Linked DNA regions of Mus musculus: region 1 is linked to region 2. The links are chromatin loops, found by intact Hi-C in ENCODE. Cell type or tissue: left cerebral cortex. All regions are shown on one strand. Links, peaks and the distances in the headings refer to the core of each region. The heading gives the core; the rest is flanking DNA.

What was found. A loop is a pair of places that touch in the nucleus more often than their neighbours do. Peaks named below come from ENCODE experiments on the same cell type or tissue, not always from the same donor. Only the 100,000 strongest peaks of a DNase experiment are listed, where the experiment ranks them.
Region 1: a loop joins it to region 2, with 2.6 times the contacts of the local background. A loop is called at or near these places in 2 of 42 quality-filtered maps.

Annotation. Positions count from the first base shown.
Region 1 is chr2:70,908,796-70,919,224 of GRCm38, reverse strand. No RefSeq gene overlaps it. Among named protein-coding and RNA genes, the nearest start is that of Gm39843, 9.1 kb to the left of the region's middle. In left cerebral cortex, for the core only: no CTCF peak of the experiment used is centred there; DNase peaks (open chromatin) are centred at 1,079 and 4,656; H3K27ac peaks cover 563 bases.
Region 2 is chr2:71,033,933-71,044,361 of GRCm38, reverse strand. All of the region lies in intron 1 of Mettl8 (methyltransferase like 8), which reads left to right. Among named protein-coding and RNA genes, the nearest start is that of Mettl8, 16 kb to the left of the region's middle. In left cerebral cortex, for the core only: a CTCF peak has its summit at 4,408 (motif pointing right); a DNase peak (open chromatin) is centred at 4,439.

The DNA of each region.
Region 1 (10,429 bases), core at 735-8,734, 120 kb after region 2:
GAGAAACACTGTCTCAAAAAAAAGGAAAACAAAACAAAAATGGAAATAAGTTAGTCACATGATACCCTGTCTGGCTCTGTGAACCATTACTATTTGAAATAGGTTGTCACACAGTAGTAGGACAAAACCATCTCTCAGGGAAGAAACAGAGTTGCCCATGGAATTAGAGGACACACTGGCCGGACATGTAGTCATACTGAGTGGTGACTTGGGCATCTGAGTACATACAGACATCCAGGCTGGAGGACCTGTCATAAACAGTGTGTGGATTCATCCCCACTAACTTCACAGGACTGCAGGAGATCAGCAAGGGCACTCGGTGGGCAGAGGAGAGAGGCTGGTCCAAGGCCTTCTCTGAGGAAGTTCAGTGTGTAGAGGTAGAAGAAAGATCAGAGCTCTAATGACAGGGGAGGAGAGGGAACAGAGACTATGTTGAGTGTTTAAAGAAAAAGATTAAAGTAGCCATTGGGTTTGACTGAACCAAGCACCTATGACCTTGAAATGAACAATGTCAGTGGGCGTGGATAGGGCAGAAGCATGAAAGGAGCTGTAATCCCTCAGAGAAGCCAGAGCTGTCTATTCAGAAGTTGGATCAGCCCTACCATAGGCAGTTGCTAACTGCTGCAGAAGGACAAAGGATGCTGGGTCCAGTAAACAGCTTTTTGAATCAGACAGAACTGAACTGAAACAGCTATGGGCAAATAATTTAAACTTATTGACTTTCTCCATCTGCACACTATAGGGGAGTTTAAAACCAAAAAACCATTTTCTCTTCCACGTTCTTCACTGGGGGGCCTGGAAATTGACTTACAAAAGATAGACTTTGCAAATTGGAGGTGCCCTTGACTTAGGAGAGAAACTCAGAGATAGCTAACTGTAGAAATGGTTAGAATCAGAGGATTTTAGAGAATTAACAAAAGGCAGTGGATTTGTAGAGAAACAGCCAAGGCTTTTAGGGGTGGCAAACTGTGGGGGGTAAGTACATGGTGAGGGGAGGAGACTCATGGAAAATAGAGCTCTTTTAGTAAAGTTTGTTAAATTGATTCCTCTTGGTGATTCTCAAGTTACCTTGGAGTTGTCAGGGAACACAGAGGCACACATGGAAACGTATGTCCTACTTTTAGGAAAACAGGGAGGCAGACACAGAGCCTTTCTGCCTGTGCATTGTTTTGTAAGTTAAAATAAGCCATATGTTGAAGTGATGTATTTTGGGGTAGCATATTTAGTCCTCTACAGGGATCAGGATATTAACAGTCCGGGGAGATAACATGGTCCGTAAAGTGCTTTCCTTGCAAGCATGAAGATATGAGTTTGATCTCCAAAAAACGGATAAAAAATAATAATAAACCCGAGAGGTAGTGTGTGCCATGAGGTCAGGGAGTGGGGCAGACGATGAGGTGGACATTGGTTTTAGTCAAGAAAAATCTGCAGAGGTGTCCCTGAAAGGACTCTGAAGTCATCATGAAACACCTCAAGACCAGTCTCAGCACAAAGGAAATTTACCTGCCCCAAAGGGACAGAGGGCAGGGAATAAGAGACAATGACAGGAGATAGAGGATGAGGGAGTGAGAAGGGAAAAGGAACAAGGGAGGAGAGAGGGGGGTATTTGCCCTGGAGGGACAAATATTGCCTCTGGATAGAGAGGAGACAGATGTGGCCCATTGGCAAATGGCAGTTTATAAAGGGAAAGGAGAATCGCCCTCCTCATGTTAGGACCAGGCGCTTAGTTTTCATTGAGCATGCTGATTAGGGCAGCCAAAAGGGAGCTTTTGACTGCTGGACTTCAATACTTTGATAGCTGGACCTTGGAGGTCAGCCACAAAGGGAGGAAATGGCCAAAGCTAGGGAGGTGGGGACAGGATGTCCCTGGGGGCTCACTGACCATCCAGCCTAGCCTATGGTGAAGTACAGGCCAATGAAAGACTCTGTCTCAAAGAACAAGAGGCAAGGTTTCTAAGGAATAGCACCTCAGGTTGCCCTCTGTGTTTCACACAAGCATATCCATGCACACACATACACCCACCACATACATTCACACGCACACATACACTCACCATACACATACACACACATGCATACAGACACACATACATACCCCCCACATACATTCACACACACACATACACCCACCATACACATACACACACATGCATACAGACACACATACATACCAACACACACATTCACACGCACACATACACCCACCACACACATTCACATGCACACATACACCTACCACATACATTCACACGCACACATACACCCACCATACACATACACATACATGCATACAGACACACATTCATACACACATACACACATACATAAACATACACACACATGTACACACAGAGAATAATAATATTGTGCTTCATAGATTTCCATCGGTACAAAATGAGACAGGATTTTAGCTCAAGCTTAGGCATGTAACAATTGCTCTATGATTGTCTTTAAAGCCCATTTATTGACCAGGCATGTTGGAATAGTCCTATAGTTCCAGTACTTGGGAGGCTGAGTCAAAACAATCATTATTCTAGGCAATTCTGGTGCAGGTAGTGGCAACTTGTTTAAACAAAACCAAACCATGCACTTAAAGAGTGGCTACTTGTGTGCCAGGCTCTTTGCAGGGCTCACAGCATAGAAGGCTGAGAAGTTCATGGTTTTCAGAAACTCTGCAGGCTACTGAGGAGCCTCACCTACAATCAATCGCATCTTTGTGGCAAAGGGGAAAGCCTTTGCAGGGGAGTGGGATCTTGTCTGCCACTGAAGGCAGGAAGCCAGTTTCCCAGGAGGAGAAGCTGGGGAGCGTATTCTAAGCATAGAGAATATCCCATGCAAAGGCTGGGGACTGAGGATGCCATGTCCCAGAACTGGAAGCAGCTGAGCATTACTGGTATGTGATGAGGGATGAAGGCAGAAGGTGAGAAGGGATGGGGCTGAAAAAAAAGGAACTTCAATTGTGTCCTGAAGTGAGCAAGACACCGAGTACTTGATGGTAAGGAAGTGAAGGAACAGCTCCTGCACGTGGAAGATGGATGGAGTGTGTCCTTAGCTTTGTGAAATACCTCAATCTTTAAAAGACAAAAACAAAAAACAAAAAAATAAAACAAAACAAAACAAAAAAACCAAACAAACCCAAAACAAAAAAGAGTATGGAGCTATTTTCCAGCCGAACTACTGCAGTGCCTTCCTTCCCTTGTGGGGAGACATCCGTGGGCCCACTGAATAGAAAATATACCCGAAACAGACTGTCCTGGAGCCACGGTCCTGTTCAGCCGAGGATAACTATGAACGTGCCCCAACACAAAACCTTAAACTTACTTAGAATGTTTCGATTGATTTTGCAATCTATTTATTTGCATGTTTTGGCAATTGGGCTGCATGGTGTTTGAGCCTGAACTTTGTGGGTGACCATGTCATATTAAAATGTCAAAGTTGTGTACCTCTAAAATGAATTATGTCAGATTTCTATACGTGAAAGAAAAGTTTAGCTTTCCATTCTTTCTACTACAAAAATGTCAATCTCGGCCGGGCGTGGTGGCACACGCCTTTAGTCCTAGCACTCAGGAGGCAGAGGCAGGCAGATTTTTGTGTTCGAGGCCAGCCTGATCTACAAAGTGAGTATCAGGACAGCCAGGGCTATACAGAGAAATCCTGTCATGAAAAAAAAATGTTAATCTCATATGATCAAAGAGGGGAAAAAATAGTGTGCTGGAGAGATGGTTTGGTGGGTAAGAAAATTTGCTGGATAAGTACAAGGATGCAAGTTTGGACCCTAGCACCCATGCAGTACACTGAGTGTGGCCATGTGTATCTGTAACCAAGGCCTCAGGGAGACAGACAGGAGAAGTCTTCAGGAGGATTCTTCTCTGAGATTTCCTAGGTGCCAGCCTAGCTTCAGCATCAGCGGGACCCTGTCCCAAAAAATTACTACAGAGTGATAAAACAGGCCATCCGGTGTCTGTCCTCTGTCCTCCATGTGCACAAAATCACATACATGCAACCTCCCTCTTGCACATATGAATAGCAATACACATACATGCAAACACCAAACTCACACACATGTATACCATACAATCACACACACACATACCCACACTCACATGCATACCCCCAACACACTCACAAACATACACACGCATACCCCATACTCACACACATACCATACACTCATACACATGCAAATCACACACTCTCACATATATACATGCATACCCCACACTCACACACACATGCATACCCCACACTCACACACATGCATACCGCACAGTTGCACACATGCATACCACACACACATGTATAACCCACACACACACAAAGCTAGAAAGAAGCCAGTAGAGATGTGACTGGTAGTTATATGATAGTGACATTTAGATTTTGTGATGTTTGATGAGTTTAACTCTGTTATGCTTTCTTCCTCATCCTGAATTTATTTTTGTACCTACTTTTTCCATCAGTAATTTTTGTATCCTTTTTCTTAAAGAGCATTCTTTAAATCAGTTATGTTTTAAATAGCACAAACCCTGGATGCTCTACCAGCACTAGCCTTTATTGGTTTTTCTAACCTGCCTGCAACTTTGCAAACAGTCGTTTTATTAAAACTACCCGGTTTCACAGTTTCAGCATGCCATCTGTTGCCAGGACCCTGACGAATGCAGCAGGATTCGTATGAGTCATAATCTCAGTTCATAACTTAGACAACATGGTCCTTTGTATGTACAAAGAAATCCATAACAGTAGAAAGGATGCGTGCTACATATGTATGCCGTACATATTTCCATCTAGAATATTTGCTATGTATATGGCATGCATATTTAAAGACCTGTTAACACTGCTCCCTGGAGGGGGCTCGGAAATAGAGAACAGAGAAGGAGGACTTTGATTTTAGTTTTCTCTCTCTAGTGTGATTTTCCATGGTTATGCGCTCAATTCTCAAGTCAAATTTTCATTTGACGTTTGCTCAAAAATATTCTCTAGGTACTGTTGTTTTTGAGGATGGCTAAAATTTAAGCATGGATGTTCACTTACGGCTGATCAGTATGTGTTTGCTTTGTTTATTTTTCATCTATTTCACTTCTGTTTTAGCAGTGCTAGGGATCAAACCCGGGTCCTCAAGCAGGGTAGGCAAGCAAGGGCTCTGCCACCTAGCTACACCCCCAGCCTTCGCTCCTTCTCAGGCAATTCCAGATATTTCTCAGGCAGGATCCTCCTGCCTCTGTCCTCAGGCAGTTGGGGCTATATTCATACAGCATTGCATCAGCAATATGGCTTATTTTAATCTTCTTTAGTGTCAAGGCTCAGAAAAATACATGGAGATCAGGCATGGCCCTGCCATGAGTTACATACACCATGCTGAGCAGAACACTACACTGTTCATTTCAGGCTGGACTTTGGTCAAAGTTGCTCCACAGTGCATAAAACATTAGCTCTCGGGCTAACCCCTAACGGCTCCCTTTTATAAAGCATCAATTTGCTCCATTTTGAGTACAGACTCTGATGCAGAATGACACAAGTAAATAAGCACCATCTGTCTAGCACAAACCATAAGGCACAGACCGGTAACTTATTTATGCAAATAAAGTATTGCCTCCTCTGTACTGATCGAATGGAATCACAAACACGTGTGTGGTGGTTTGAATAGTCATGGCCCCCATAGACTCATATATTTGAATGTTTGTCTATAGGGAGTGGCACTGTTAGGAGGTGTGGCCTTGTTGGAGTGGGTGTGGCCTTTTGGGAGGAAGTATGTCACTGTAGAGGCAGGCTTTGAGGTTATATATGCTCAAACTATGCCCAGTGTGGTATGCAGTCTCCTGCTGCCTTCAGATCAAGATACAGAGCTCTCAGCTCTTTCTCTAGCTCCATGTCTGCCTGCATGCTACCATGTTCCTTGCCATGACAATCATGGGCTAAAACTCTGAAACTGTAATCTGGTCTCAATTAAATGTTGTTCTTATAAGAGTTGCCGTAGTCATGATGTCTCTTCACAGCAGTACAACCCTAACTAAGACAACATGGAGATATGAGAGGAGTTGGAAAGATGCGTCAGTTGTTAAGAGCACTGGCTGCTCTTGCAGAGGACCTAGGTACAATTCCCAGCACCCACATGGCCACTCACAACTGCCAGTAACTTCAGTTGCAAGAATATTCGACTCCCTCTTTTGGACTCCAAGTGGACCAGGCACGCAAGTAGTACACAGACATAGATGCAGACAAACACTCATACACAGGTGTAATAAAAGCCAGGACTTTGAAGGGATCAAACATACCAGACCAAGAGTGGTTGCAACCCCCTCACCAGAGAGACAGTCCCAGTTGGGCACAGTAGCACTCACTTTCCAATTATCAAGCACTCCAGGGCATGCATGACCCACAGGCACCAATTCCTGACTTGGTTTCTGTCCCTGGGGCTCAGGCTCTGATTCCATTGCTTGAAGTGACCTGGTCAAACCCTCATTTGTCCAGACCCAGCCCTGTGCCTTGTGTCTTGAACCTATTCTGAAGTTGAATCTATTGGGGGTTTCACCTCTCCTTTTATATCTAGTCACCTGCAGTATCTTTCTTTGAGTCTGTTTCACTTCTCTGATCTTGCCTTCAGCAAGGTCTCTTTGAATCTCTTTAACCCTCTTATTGTCATTTGGTGTCTTATATACACATTGTTATGTGACATCTAGTGCATGGCCTAAGAGCTTAATATCAGTAATTAGGGCTGTAATGATAGAGCTCATGACTGCTACCCAGCCAAATCAGTGGCATTTGGTTAACCAAAGCCAATAAGACAGACATTCCTATAGATTTATTATTATTAAATGAAGTCTCACATCACAGAGAACTCAACCATCAACGTTTCTGATGTAGCTTACTCGTGACAGCATGATACCTCAAAGTATGGCAAAGTGGAATCTTGAATACTTTGAAATAAAGATTTTAATTCCAGGAACAAGGTCTTTCTGGTTGCCTGCTCTCCTATTCAAAGCATGTCTCCCCTGAAGTGACCTTTAGGAAACAAAAGTAGGGATTAGAGAAGTGGCTCAGTGGTAACTGGCTGCTCTTGCAGAGGACCTGGGCTTGATCTCCAGCATCCACATGATGGATGGCTCACAACCACCATAACTCCAGTTGTAGGGGATCCAATGCCCTCTTCTGGTCACTGGTACCAGGTATGCATGTGGTACACAGACAGACATGCAGGCAAAACCCCACACACATAAAATAAAATAAAGTAAAAAAATCTGTAATTAAAAAGAGAAAGAAGCCAGGCAGTGGTGGTGCACGCCTTTAATCCCAGCACTTGGGAGGCAGAGGCAGGCAGATTTCTGAGTTCGAGCCTAGCCTGGTCTACAGAGTGAGTTCCAGGACAGCCAGGGCTACACAGAGAAACCCTGTCTCAAAAAAACCAAAAAAGAAAGAAAGAAAGAAAGAAAGAAAGAAAGAAAGAAAGAAAGAAAGAAAGAAAGGAAGGAAGGAAGGAAGGAAGGAAGGAAGGAAGGAAGGAAGGAAGAAAGCAAGAAAGCAAGAAAGCAAGAAAGCAAGAAAGCAAGAAAGCAAGAAAGCAAGAAAGATGGAAGGAAGGAAGGAAAGAGAGAGAGAGAGAGAGAGAGAGAGAGAGACAGAGAGAGAGAGAGAGAGAAATCAGATTCACTTGTCCCCAAGATGACTCTTAGGGTGAGAGCCCCTCCCTGTTAAACAAGCTATAAAAGCCTGGAGTGGTCTCTGGTCCTTTTCTCCTCACTCTTCAAAAGGCAAATCCCCAAATATTCCTGTCCTAAACCTGGACTCCACAGAAAATCCAAGAAGAATCTGAACCAATAGCCCTCGCAGGAGGAGACAAGGAGCTGGGCCTGTCAACAGGCCGGATACACTTTTGCTCAGTCATGGTCTTCACTAATGTCCACGCTTCATTAATCTGCCCCAGAGCAGACAGTTTCTGCTACTGCGTTAGTTTGGCCTTGGCTGTTGTTGACTCTTCTGAGACAGGAGGTTATTCTGGAGCGCAGACTGACCTTGGACTTAACATATTCTTACTGCCTCACTCTCCTGAGTGCTTAAACTACAAGCATGTGCCACCATGCCTGGCTGGGCCTTCATTTCTGATGGCTTATGTGCTACAAAATGTTGACTACATTAGTCTGTCTAGCTTTTCCTTGTTAATCTGTCTTGTCATAGGTTCGTGTCCCCTGTGATGGATAAGGAAAGGGACTGTGCCTTCCATTTCTACACTGACATCTGATGTTTTTCTTGTGTCAGAAGAATTTCTGGAGTTGATGATCTGCCCTAAAGAATAATTTGACCTCATGTTGATGTTTTAAGATTATTTTTATTTTATGTGTACAGGTGATTTGCCTACATGTGTGTCTGTGCACCGTGTGCACACAGTGCCTGAGGAGGCCAGCAGAGGATGTCCAGTTCTCTGGAGTCAGAGTGACAGAAATTATTAACCACTGTGTGAGTGCTGGGAATTGAACCCAGGTCCTCTGCAAGAGCGGCCGGTGCTCTTAATCGCTGAGCCATCTCTTGAGCTCCCAATGTTGCTGTCTCAGCTCCATTTCCTGTGGCTGCGATAAAAACGTCCTGAAAAAGCAGCTTTCATGGAGAGGATTCAATTCTCTCACAGCTCTGGGTCACCGTGCAACACTGCAGGGGAGTCAAAGCAGGAACAGGAAGCAGCCGGTCACATCCACAGTCAGGAGCAGAGAGAGAGAGAGAGAATGCTTGTCTGCATGCTTGCTGGTGCTTGGCTGCTCTCCTATTCACCAAGCTCAGGACCCAGCCCATGAAATGGTGGCACTCACGTTCAGGGTGAGTCTTCCCACTTCTATGAACACAGTTAAGAAGATCCCTTCTGGGTATATGCACAGGCCAACTCAATCCAAACAAGTCTTCATTGAGACTTTCTTCGCAGATTACTCTAGATTACGTCAATGTCTTAGTCACTGTTCTGCTGTGTGAAGAGACACCATGGCGGAGGCAACTCTTACCAAAGAAAGCATTTAGCTGGAGCCTTGCTAACATTTTCAGAGTTCGTCCATGACCATCATGGCGGGAGTGAACAAACAAGGCATCGGAGCAGTAGCTGAGAGCTTTACATCTGATCCACAGCAGTGGGTGTATGTCAGGCATCCTCAAAGCCCACTCCACCCTCAGTGACACACTTCCAACAAGAGCATACCTCCTAGTGCTTCCTGAACAATTCTATTCAGTGGGGACAAAGCATTCAAACATCAGCCTGGGGGGTAAGGGGAGAGGTATTCTCCTCTAAACCCTCATAGTTAGTTTAGCAATTAAATATAGCAATCACAGTTGCCACCAAGCAATGGACATAACAGTAGTACTTTTCATTCTCTTCAGCTCTTGAAAATGTCCTCCAGGGTGTCCTTTCTGAGGAAAGGCAACCTTATCAGAGGATGAGTTTTCTTTCTATCCACTGTCCAGGTTCTCGTGGCATCTCATAGGAATGAATGTCCCCTACCCTCAGGAAACAGAACACAGATGTCAGCCATCTCCAGAGGACTGAGGCCAAAGGCTGTTTTCCCTGAACATTTCTGGCCAGCAATACAGACTACTGTCTTGAGCAACTCCTTGTAAGGGCTCTCCTCCTTCCATATGTGCAGAAGGCTAAAAAGACAGCTGCTGTGTTTGAGTCAGAAATGTCTCTCACAGACCTATCTGTTTGAAAATCTGGTCCCTAACTGCTGGTGCTGTTTTGGTAGGTTGTGAAAGCTTTGGAACATGGGACCTATCTGGTGGAAGTGGGTCACTCAGACAGACCTCTGGAGGTTACTCCACTTCTGTTGCTGGTCCATGTTTATCTGCTTCCTGTTCTATAGTCATGTCCCATCACTGTGGACGATACAGCCACGCCTACCTGCCTTTTCTACCATGAGGGACGGAAATGAGCTAAAAAGAAGCCTTTTTTCCTTCAGCTATTTCTGTCATGTGTGTATATATATTTGCCTCATAGAAAAGAAAAAGCGATTAAGACAATAGCCAGATTTGATTTTTAAAAACCAGGTCATATATCAAATGATGGTCCAGCCTCCACGTGGCCTATTGGGATGGAGGCTTTGGAGCCAGGGGATGCATCTGATCGGCTACAATGGAAACAGGGAACTAGAGGAACGGCTCACTATGCAAATGGAAGCATACAAACACCCTTATAAATGCAAGGATGCAGAGAAGAGGCCATTGAAGCAGAACCCACTGGCTGTTTGGGGTCCTTACAGTAATCTGGCTACAGTTTACCTGCTCGCCAAATGACTCTGGAAAGCTAATAGCTCCTGGAACATACTGGCTGGCAGTACATGTGATGGCTATGGGTTTCTTCCCTACACAACTCAAGTATGCAGTCATGTGACTTCACCCCACCCCCACCTTGCCCAACCAAAATACTTTCCATTCTTGCCATGCCTGAGATTCTTTTAATAAGAGA
Region 2 (10,429 bases), core at 878-8,877:
TACCCTTCAGAACGAGAAACAGACTCAGGGCCAAAGACAGCCAAGACCAGGCCTTGAAATGGGAAAGCATTAGAAGAAGAGAGAGCCATCGTGTATAGCCAGATGGAAGACCTAAAGAGACAGACCCTTCAGCTCTGAACACAAGAGGGAGTTTCTGACACTTGTAGGGTTTTTTTTGGAGGGGGATGGGAAAGAGGGCAATAAGTTCCATACCCCATGATGCAGCCTGGCCTAGCCTATGTGAGAGGAGTCACAAGGCAGGAAGGCACAGTTAAAAATGAAGCCATGATTCAAAATTGCCTTGGTCTTGGGCAGCAAGGGAGACATTTGGCTTGATTTTTCCCAACCTGCAGTCAGTGCTTTTTTTGAGAGGAGAGACTGAAGAGGACATAGCCTGACCTGTGAGGCAGCAGCTCTCCCTCGAGCAGGTTCAACTTCTGGTTTGGTGGAGATGTAGATGTGTATATATGTAAACACTTATAGGCATAGATGGGAATCTGGTTGCTTGCTTGCGTATGTACATGTATTTGCCTGCTTTGCCAACCAAGAGGGTACAGAAGCAAAGACAGAGTAGCAAAGAGCACACTCCCTCAGCACCCAGACTCCAATAAAAGGAAAAAGGCTATTTGGAGAAACGGCTGGTTGTAGTGTTGGATCGAGAATAAATATGATGAGCTTGTAGCATCCTGCAATATCAGGGCGTATAAAGTGCTAAAAACAGAAGCATAATGATGGAGGTATATCAAAGGGTGTGTGTGTGCGCGTGTGTACACGTATGTGTGTGCTTATGAAAGGCAGATGTTGACTTTAATGTTCTTCTCTATTTTAGTTAGGTTTCTATTGCTGTGACAAAACACCATGACCAAGAGGAACTTAGAGAGGAAAGGGTTTATTTATTTCAGCTTAAAACTTTCTGGTCACAATCTATTGCAGAAAGAAGTCAGGTCAGGATCTGAAGGGAGGAACCTAAAGCAAAGGCCATGGAGAGGTGCTGCTTACTGGCTTGCTCAGCCTGCTTTCTTAAAGTACCCAGGACCACCAGCCTAAGGGTAGCGCCACCCATAGTGAACTGGGTCCTCAACCATCCATCTTCAGTCCAAAAAACGCACCACAGGCCAATCTGGTGGGGGCATTTTCTCAGTTGAGCTTCCCTCTTCCCAAATGACTAGCCTGTGTCATTGATAGTAAACTAGCCTCTATCACACTCTATGTTTTGAAACAGGGTTTCCCTCTTGCTGTTTTGGCTACGTGGACTGGCCAGCATGTCCCCAGGATCCACAAGTCTCTGTCCACCGAGCTCTGGGCCTACAGACTTGCACCTGCGTACCCACATTTTACGTAGGGGCTGGAGATCGAAGCTCAGGTCCTCATGCATACACCTCAAATACTTAACCACTGACTCATCTCCTCCGCCCCAGCTCCCACTTCCTTTTGGTTTTTAAATTCCTATGTTTTATTTGAAGGGAATAGCCCAGTATCCTAGTGTGGCCTTTCCCCATCCCTTTTCTGGTCTGTCTTTTAAAAATGTTTTTAAATAGCATAATTATTAGACGTAATAACGAGTTTCATTGAGCCAATTTCATGTACCCACATGATGTACTTTATCCACATTCACCCCCATCCCTCCCTCCATGGCTGCGGATCCTTTTCTCTTCCCAACCACAAGCCTCCCTGCACCTTCAGTGGCTTTTGTTTTAACCCAGGAAGTTTGATTAGTGGTGTTACAAGAGTATGGGTGTCCCACCACTGAAGAAAATGTCTTTCTCCCCACTGATCATGAGCTGTGTATAAATACTCAAGGAAGAGTGTGGGGTCCTGTGAGCCCCTCCCCTCCCGTGACACAGCGTTGACCAGGCTGATGTTGTGCACATGTTGTGCAGATAATCCCAGCTACTGTGAGTTCAAAGCTGCAGTTGCCATGTTGTGCCTAAGTTCAGCATACCACACCGCTCCCAGTAACTTCAGGCTCTTAAAATCTGTCCATCCCTTACTCTGCAGTTTTCCTGAGCCTTAATGGTGGCGGTGGAGTGGGATTCAACTCTCCCACTTAAATATTATATTGATTATTAAAATGGAAGTGACGTGGCGGTTAGAAAACAACTTGGTGGAGTTGGGTTTCCTTTTTCACCTTTGTGTGTGATCCAGGGATCAAACTGAGGTCACCAGGCATACACAGCAAGCGCCTTTCTGCCGAGCCATGTCACCAGCCCTGGGAGTCCCACTATGACTGGACATTCAGCAGTCATTTATTCTCAGCACGTTGACCCGTTAAGGGCCTGAGCTGCCCTCTGACTGTGCAAAAAGAAACTTCTCCGACCGAAGCTGACACCAGCATTAATGTGAGTGCAAACCATAGAGGTTTCTTTTAAAAAAACAGTACAAGTGGGGAATGGAGGGGGAGTGACACCACAGTAAAGGAACTCATCTGACTGCTTCAGCCGGCAATCACGGTTATCAGCTGTGACAGCCATATTGACAGCAGTGCCTCCGGTGGGATGTGTCATTGTACCTAGTATGTGTTAAGGCCTGGGTTCACTCCCCAGCCCCAAACAGTCCCCAGCAAACCTCATACCCTTACTGTAGTCCTAAGAAAAAATGATAAATGTCCACCAATGACATTCTGCAAAATACCCACGCCTCAAAACACAGGGTCCTCGAAATACAAGTCTCACTTTTAAGAAACAGACCCGGAAGACATGGCAGCCAGTTGTAATGTGGCATCCCAGCTGGGATTCTGGGAGAGAAAAAGGACCTGAGGGTGGGGGTGGGAAGAAGGAAGGAAACTGGACTGAAGTATGAAGAAGTTTATAATAATGTATTCTACTGTTGTCAGTGGTAACAAATGCACCAGGATGATTCAAGAGCCGAACAGGGGAAGCTCTGGCACGTGAGCAGGAACTCTGTATATCTATCTGTAGAGCGGTTCTAGACTGTTATTTAAACTTGTGGAGCAGTTATATAAAGTTTAAATAAGTTACTTCGAGGTCTAAGTGAGATGATAGCAGGATGAAACGATTTAGAGCAGTGTGTGGTAATATATACAGATTCTGTTTACCATCACCACCTTGTTCTTTAGCTTAGGGCATCTTTGTGGTTACAGCTGAATCTCACTGCCTTGCTCTTCTGCATATCGGTTTTGGGGTTAGCATGTCAACAGAGCGGTATCCCCAATGCTGTATTCTTAAAGGAGGAAACAGCAAGACTGTAAAGATTCATGAGAAAGCAAGGCCAGAACTTAAGAACCCCTCCCTTTTTAAAAATGTATATGAGTGTTGTACTTGCATGTATGTCTGCGTACCATGTGTGTGCCTAGAGCCTAGGTTGGTGACAGGAAGGTCTTAGATCCCCTAGAACTGGAGTTATGGATGCTGTAAGCCACCATGTAGGTGCTGGGAACTGAACTCATATCATCTGCAAGAATAAGTGCACCTTACCTCTGAGCCATCTCTCCAGTGTGAAAGTTCTTAACTTTAGTTTCCTGCTTTGCAAGAGGCAGTGACTGAGCGATGCCAAAGCCACGAGCCTGGCAGGGGCTTCTTTCTAAGCGCATAGACGGCTGCAATAAGATCCTGAAGTTGACGTTTTGGGTTTTAGCATATTTCTGATTAAGATCCTGGTTGTTTGTTTGCTTGTTCGTTTGATTTTGGATTTGCTGTTTTGCTGTTTGCTTGTTTCTTTGCTTTTTGAAACAGGGTCTCTCTGTGTAGCCCTGGCTGTCCTGAAACCCACTCTGTCGACCAGGCTGGCCTCCATCTCAGAGATCTGCCTGCCTCTGCCTCCCAAGTGCTAGGATTAAAGATGTGCGCCACCATACCTGGCAAGGTGTCCTATTTTTTTGTTTTGGTTTTTGACTCAGTATCTCAGGTATGTGGCACTGACTGGTGTGAAACTCACCTTTGTAGTCCAGGCTGGCCTTGAACTTGCAGCAGACTTCCTTCCTTTACCATCCAAGTGCAGGTGTGAGCTGGAACTCAGTGCCAGGCATGTGAGGCCAGGCCCTTTTCCTGATGAGCCATCTTATCAGCCCTTTTTCCTTTTTTTTTTTTTTTTTAATTTTTGAGGCCAAGGCTCAACTATGTAGCCCTGGCTGGCCTGGAGCTCAGGATCCTTCTTCAGCCGCTGGAATCCTGTGGTTATCAGTGTGGTACGCCATGCTTGGTTTCTTTATGATGCTTTCTTATTACTACTCTAAGTTAGTACACCAAGTCCCACAATGTCTCTGATGGAATATATTCACCGAGCAGCTTCAATTTGATATTTCTGTTTGGTATGAAGAACGAAAGCAATGTTTTAGTCAGGAATTGTCTTTTTCAGCAAGCAGTTCCAAGAACCAGTTCCCAAATTCCTCACTGAAAACCAAAAGGCAAATAAAATGCCTGTGATTGGGAAGTTGTCTCTCTGGAGATGCCCAGCAGAGGGCGGGAGAGCTTTCCCGGGGCTGGCTTCCGCTTCCTTGCAAGACTGGGCAGACCTGACTAGGGCCATCTGTGTTTGCAGTCTGATGATTAACAAGTACTAGAAATGAACCGAGCGTGGTGCATCAGAACCACAGTTGCTAAATGAGGAGAGAAAACGCTATAATGCCAAGTGGCCGTGTAGAGCTGTGGTCAGTAGAGCACAGGAGGGGAGGGAGGAGCAAGCGGGATGCAGGCAGGTGTCCCATGCCTGGTACCAACCAACCAAACACAGGGACTGTAGCTACAATGTCATGGGAAGCGTTTAATGATATAAAGCGTTAACTATCCCTATTTGATATATAATAATTTTGTGTATAGTTTTGTGTGTATAATTTTGAAGGAAAAACAAAAAGGCAAGGTGGCAAATGCCTGCTATGGTTGGTGAATAGGAGAAGTTTCTAGATCACTGGAATTTGACATCCTAATGGGGCTTCAGAAACCTTTCTAGAGAGAATGCCACCTAGTGCCCGGGCTAACTGCTTCCCCCTCCTTCTCTCCACTCATGGTTATTATACAGAACTTGTATACTTTGTAATTTTAAAAATAATTGTTCTGTACGTAAAAAGGTATTTCGAGAATATTTTTGTTGTTGTTCTTTGAGAGGCGGAGACAGGAGGATGAGTTCAAAACCAGCCTTTGCTACATTGCAATTTTGAGGCCAGCCTGGGTTACCTAAGACCCTATCTCAAAACAAACAGTCCAACAAACAAGCAAACCCAGGAAGGAACATTTCAAGGCTCATTGAGCTCATCTGTGAGCCTGAGTTAAGGTCCATCATCCTAGACAGTACCTGCGCGTGCGCGCAAGCATATGTGTGTGCGAGGTCCAGCAGAGGAGACCATTCATAAGGCTTTGTTCCTTCTTCTCTCCCCTACTCAGACAATGTTTTTCTATATTAATAAGTTTAAGGTTTTGGCAGCGTTTTGCATGGATGCTTGGTTTTCCTCTCTATAGATATGCATTTAATAATTTAATCAGCACTTTTATAAAAATAACTATTTATACTTTCCAGCATATGTACAAACAGTGCTGTGACAAATATTTAACATATTCTGATTATTTTACAGAACATCTTTCTAAAAATAAAATTTTCTATCATGTGTTGGTATGGTGGTGCGTACATTTAATCCCCGCACTATGGAGCCAGAGCCAGAGGCCTAAGCCAACTTCTGAGAGTTCAACACCAGCCTGAGCTACACAGAGAGTTCCAGGCCAGCCTGGGCTACATAGAGACCCCTCTCCCCCCAAATCTGGAAATAATCCGACAGAGTTATTGATTTGTTTTGTAGGTGGAGCAAAGCTTTTTCCACCCTGAGTGTGGTTTTTCGTCTTAATATTATGGAAAATATTAGTTCATCAATTAGTTGGTCCTCCAAATGTTGACAGATTTAATTGTTCAAAAATAAAAAGTATTTTACCCTTAGCATAGCAATGCACAAGTACTAGAAAGCTGCTACCTCCCACTGGTTGACACACGTTTACTAGAATTTTATTTTATTTATTTATTTGCCTAAATGCTTGAATTCTATCAAAGACAATGTATGGTGTCTGTTATTTTCCTGACAGGCATACTTTGATTATTTTTTTGGAAAATGATAAAGTAAAAATTGTGCTCCAGGAAGACACTTTTTATGGCTTCATTAAAGAGATGTGTGAGTATCTGGCTCCCCTGAGAGTATACAGTTAGTGAAGGAGACAGTGGCTCTCAGTGTGATTTGTTGCCTCTGCTTTGGTTGAGGCCAGCCTGCTGTCACTATGGCCATATTATCTGTACACCATCAATGGACTACGGCAATTAGCAAAAGGTAAACAGCATATTAATGTTATTATGATAAAAACAAAAACAAAAACAACCTTAGCCGGGTGTGGTGGCGCACACCTTTAATCCCAGCACTCGGGAGGCAGTGGCAGGCGGATTTCTGAGTTCGAGGCCAGCCTGGTCTACAGAGTGAGTTCCAGGACAGCCAGGGCTATACAGAGAAACCCTGTCTTGAAAAAAAAAAACAAAAAACAAAACAAAAACTAAAAACTCCCTGACCTCTGAAGATCCTTCGTGGGTAAGTGGAGGCCTTTGGGGACCACATGAGAACCTGAGCTCTTAGTGGCTCACAGAACCCATTCTTTCACCTAAGAGTGGCTTGGGGATCATTTGTGACTCAGTTCCTGTGAAACCTGAGAGTGTGGGTCTTGGGGGGAGGGTGTGAGAAAGTTCCTCATTCCTAAAAAGGGACGGAAGAAAGAAGTGGTCCTTTTCTTTCTCGGGAGGCGCCGTGTCAGTGTGAGAGCTGGAACTGCTGCACCCATTTTGTAACCAACAAGGGCACTCAGCCTCAGGGTACAGAAATCTCCAAAGGCGTGCGGTCAGTGGGGTAAACATTTCCCAATGGCACTTCAGGACATCAGCATATTTTTACTGAGGTCATCATTCCTAGTTGTTTTCTAAGCATTCCTTATGTTTGGTAATAAAAGTGGTGGCGCACGCCTTTAATCCCAGCACTCAGGAGGCAGAGGCAGGTGGATTTCTGAGTTCGAGGCCAGCCTGGTCTACAAAGTGAGTTCCAGGACAGCCAGGGCTACACAGAGAAACCCTGTCTCAAAACACACACATACACACAAACCAAAAAAAAACAAAAAAACAAAAAAACAAAAACCCATCCTAATAGTCTGCAAATATCCCCACCATCCTTGATAACATTCCCGAAATCTTTTCTCATGCATTTTATGAGTGTGCAGGTCCATGCACCTGTGTGTGTGTATGTGCAGATATATCACTCTCTCCCTTATTGCCTTGAGACAGGGTCTCTCACTGAACCTGAAGGCTGCTGTTTCCTCCGCTGACAGTCCAGTAAGCTGTCTGCTGTCTTCTGCCTGGGATTTCAGGCGCACACAGCTATGCTGGCCTTTCACCTGGGGTTTAACTTCATCTTCCCACTGTCGGAGCAAGGGCCCTTACCACTGAGCTGTCTGCTCAGCCCTGTTGTGTCTGTCTTTTCATGTGTTATAGTTTAGGATCATGTTTAAAAGATTTTTTTTCCTCCCCACTTTTTAGAAATATTTGTAATTTCTCTAAGCCTATTAAGGTATATTAGGAGCTGGAGAGAAGGCTCAGAGGTTAAGAGCACTGGCTGCTCTTCCTCAGGTCCTGAGTTCAATTCCCAGCACCCACATGGCAGCTCACAACCATCTGTAATGGTTGCCCTCTTCTGGCATGTAGGCATATGTGCAGACAGAACACTCAAATATATAAATCGCTTTAAAAATATATATGTGTATATCTTTTAAAAATGTTATTTATTTATTTTGATGGAGGGGTGTGTCTGTGTGCCCTGGCACAGATGTGCAGGTCGGAGAACAGCTTGCAGGAACCAGTTCTTTCCTACCATGCAGGTCCCAGAGATGGAACTGGGACTATTGACTAGTGGAGCCTTCACTGCCTTAAGACGTGATTGCTTTATGTTCAGAGTGTAATTTGTCCGCAGTTTTGATGTTCCATGTGGAGCAGAGAGAGACTATTTCTCCCAAATGGCAGGTAGCCCATTTTCTTAATGTACTTCTTTGAATAAGCCATTTCTATCTAATCCACTGACTCAAAATACTAGCTATTACAGGCAGACTTTTTATATGTATTTTGATCAGTTTCTGGGCTTCCTAAATCTCTTGCTTTTGCTGTGGCATTAGAGACATGGCCTGGACTGGCTGGTTTTAGAGGATGCTACTCGGCCTGGCAGAGAAGCACACTCTCACTGCACCGCCCAGAAGCCCTGCTGGGTCTTGCCACATTGCCCCTCTCCCCTCTAATGTTCTCTTGGCACTTCTGTATGCTTGTCCCCCCCCCCCCAATGAACCTAATTTACTTACACTACTTGTTCAGATTCCCCCCAAAACACTTTCAGAATTTTGACTGGGATTACTGTAATTTTATAGATGATTTTTGAGAAAATTTACCTTTTTCTCTCTCTTCTACAGCCATGAATCTTTACCTCCAGAAGTTCACATACTGTCTCTTCATTAAAGTACTCACTCATGTCATTCTGTGGAGTAAAGTAGCTTTCTTTTACCAATCCTGTATGCTATTTCTTGGTTGGATTTGTAAAGATCTTGCCCTGCCTGCTGTGTGTGCGAGAGTACATGCATGTGAGCGTGTGCATGAATTCGTGTGTGTGTGTGTGTGTGTGTATTTAAAGAACCTGCCTCTGCCTCCTGAGTGCTGGGATTAAAGGCGTACACTGAAGAACATTTTTAAACACACTCAGCTCAAAATGGCTTCCTCAAGCAGAGGCGCACAGTGGTGTGGTGTCACAGTATGCACTGTGAGGTAGATTTATAAGCTATAACTGTTGAAGGCTGTTTAAGGAACCTACCAGAAACTTTTACCTTAATGAACCTGGTCTCTGGAGCTGGTTTCTTTGGGAATCTGCAGCAACAACTCAGAAAACAAAGGATATTGTCCTAGTGCCAAGAGCTTGCCCAGGTTGACAGTATGGAAGAGAGGACTAGCCTGCTGGGAGCAGCTCCGGAAATGGTCTTTCAAAGCTACCCCGTTATTATTGGGGGAGATCGTAATGTCTTGATATGACTTATTCAAAGGGATGCTTGCTGTGGTCACAGATACAGTTTGGTTAAGCAGCAAGCACGCCCACTGTGTTGTCGGGCAGCAGGGAGATGGCTGACAGGTGTTAGGTTTTGTTGTTGTTATTGTTGTTTTAAAAGAAGCATCATTTAATCAGATTGTTTCTGTGTTAAATAAGATTCAAGTTGCCCCAGGCAGTATGGATTGGCAGGGTTTCAGCTATCTGGGAAGATGAAATTTGCCAGCTTTCTAAGGCCATTTGAAATAAACAAACACATTTCTTTTCATCCACATTATGGATTTAAAAAGCATGTGTGAACTAGCCTGGTATCTTAATTACCACTTCAAATGCTCCTGTGGAGAATGTGCTTCTTGGAGTGTAGTTGTAGCCGCGTTGGTGTAGGAGTCGTTGCCTAGTGTGCGCGAGGCTCTGGGTTCGATCCCCGGCCCACTTGAAGTGGGAATGGGGCTATGGGAACTTGAAAGTGGCTAAGTGCTGGGTCATCCTTAGCTACATGCAGTTTTAGGCCAGCCTCAAGTAGAAGACCCTCTCAAGGAGGAAAGGGAAAAAAGTGCTTGTGAGCCTTTTGCTGTCTTACTTTTGGAATAAGCCCACTCATAGGCTGGAGATTACTAAGACATCTGTATATAAGATAAAAATGGAACTAACAATCTCATTATCTGTCATGACATTTTTATTCATGGAAGTTTCCAAACGTTTTTTTTGTCTGCAGTGCTAGAGATTAAGCCAAGACCCCTCTGTGCCCAGCAGGCATTCCACCAACCAGGGTTACAGGGCCCCAGCCCTAAGCTATCCACAAATGTACTAGTCGGGTTTTTAGCTTATATGGTTTCTTGGGCTAAAGTGTCTTATGTGTCCATGGCTATATTCTTCCATGCCTTGGTTCGTGGGCATCATTTCAAATGTGACCTTTCAGAATGGCCCGGAAGGTGTCTGTGAGGACAACGCCTCCTCCCTCAGATGCTGGCACAGCCAGTGTGTTACAAGTATTCTGGGAGACCAGAGCATGTTCATCTGTATGGCTGCATTCCCAGCTCAGAGCCTCTATTCAGAAGACTCTCAGGGGATCTCTGATAAGATGCTTCGTCCTCCTCTGTATTATTCAGTTCTGCCCCTCCCCTCCCACCAGCTTCAGCCGACTATAATAGGCCTTTATTTTTCCAGGCTCCTTAACTATTTTCTCATCTATGCGAGACCCACCTGGTCTTCACCCGGTGCTGTTCCTCAGGGGAACCGGAACACAAGCAGCTGCGTCCTCCCTCTGTTTCTGCCCGCACTGTTGCAGCAAGAGACTTGGTATTACTGTCAGTTTGACTTGTCCCAACTGAGCCCTTCAACACCGAATTACTCGCAGGGGTTGGTAGGGATTAATTATTCATT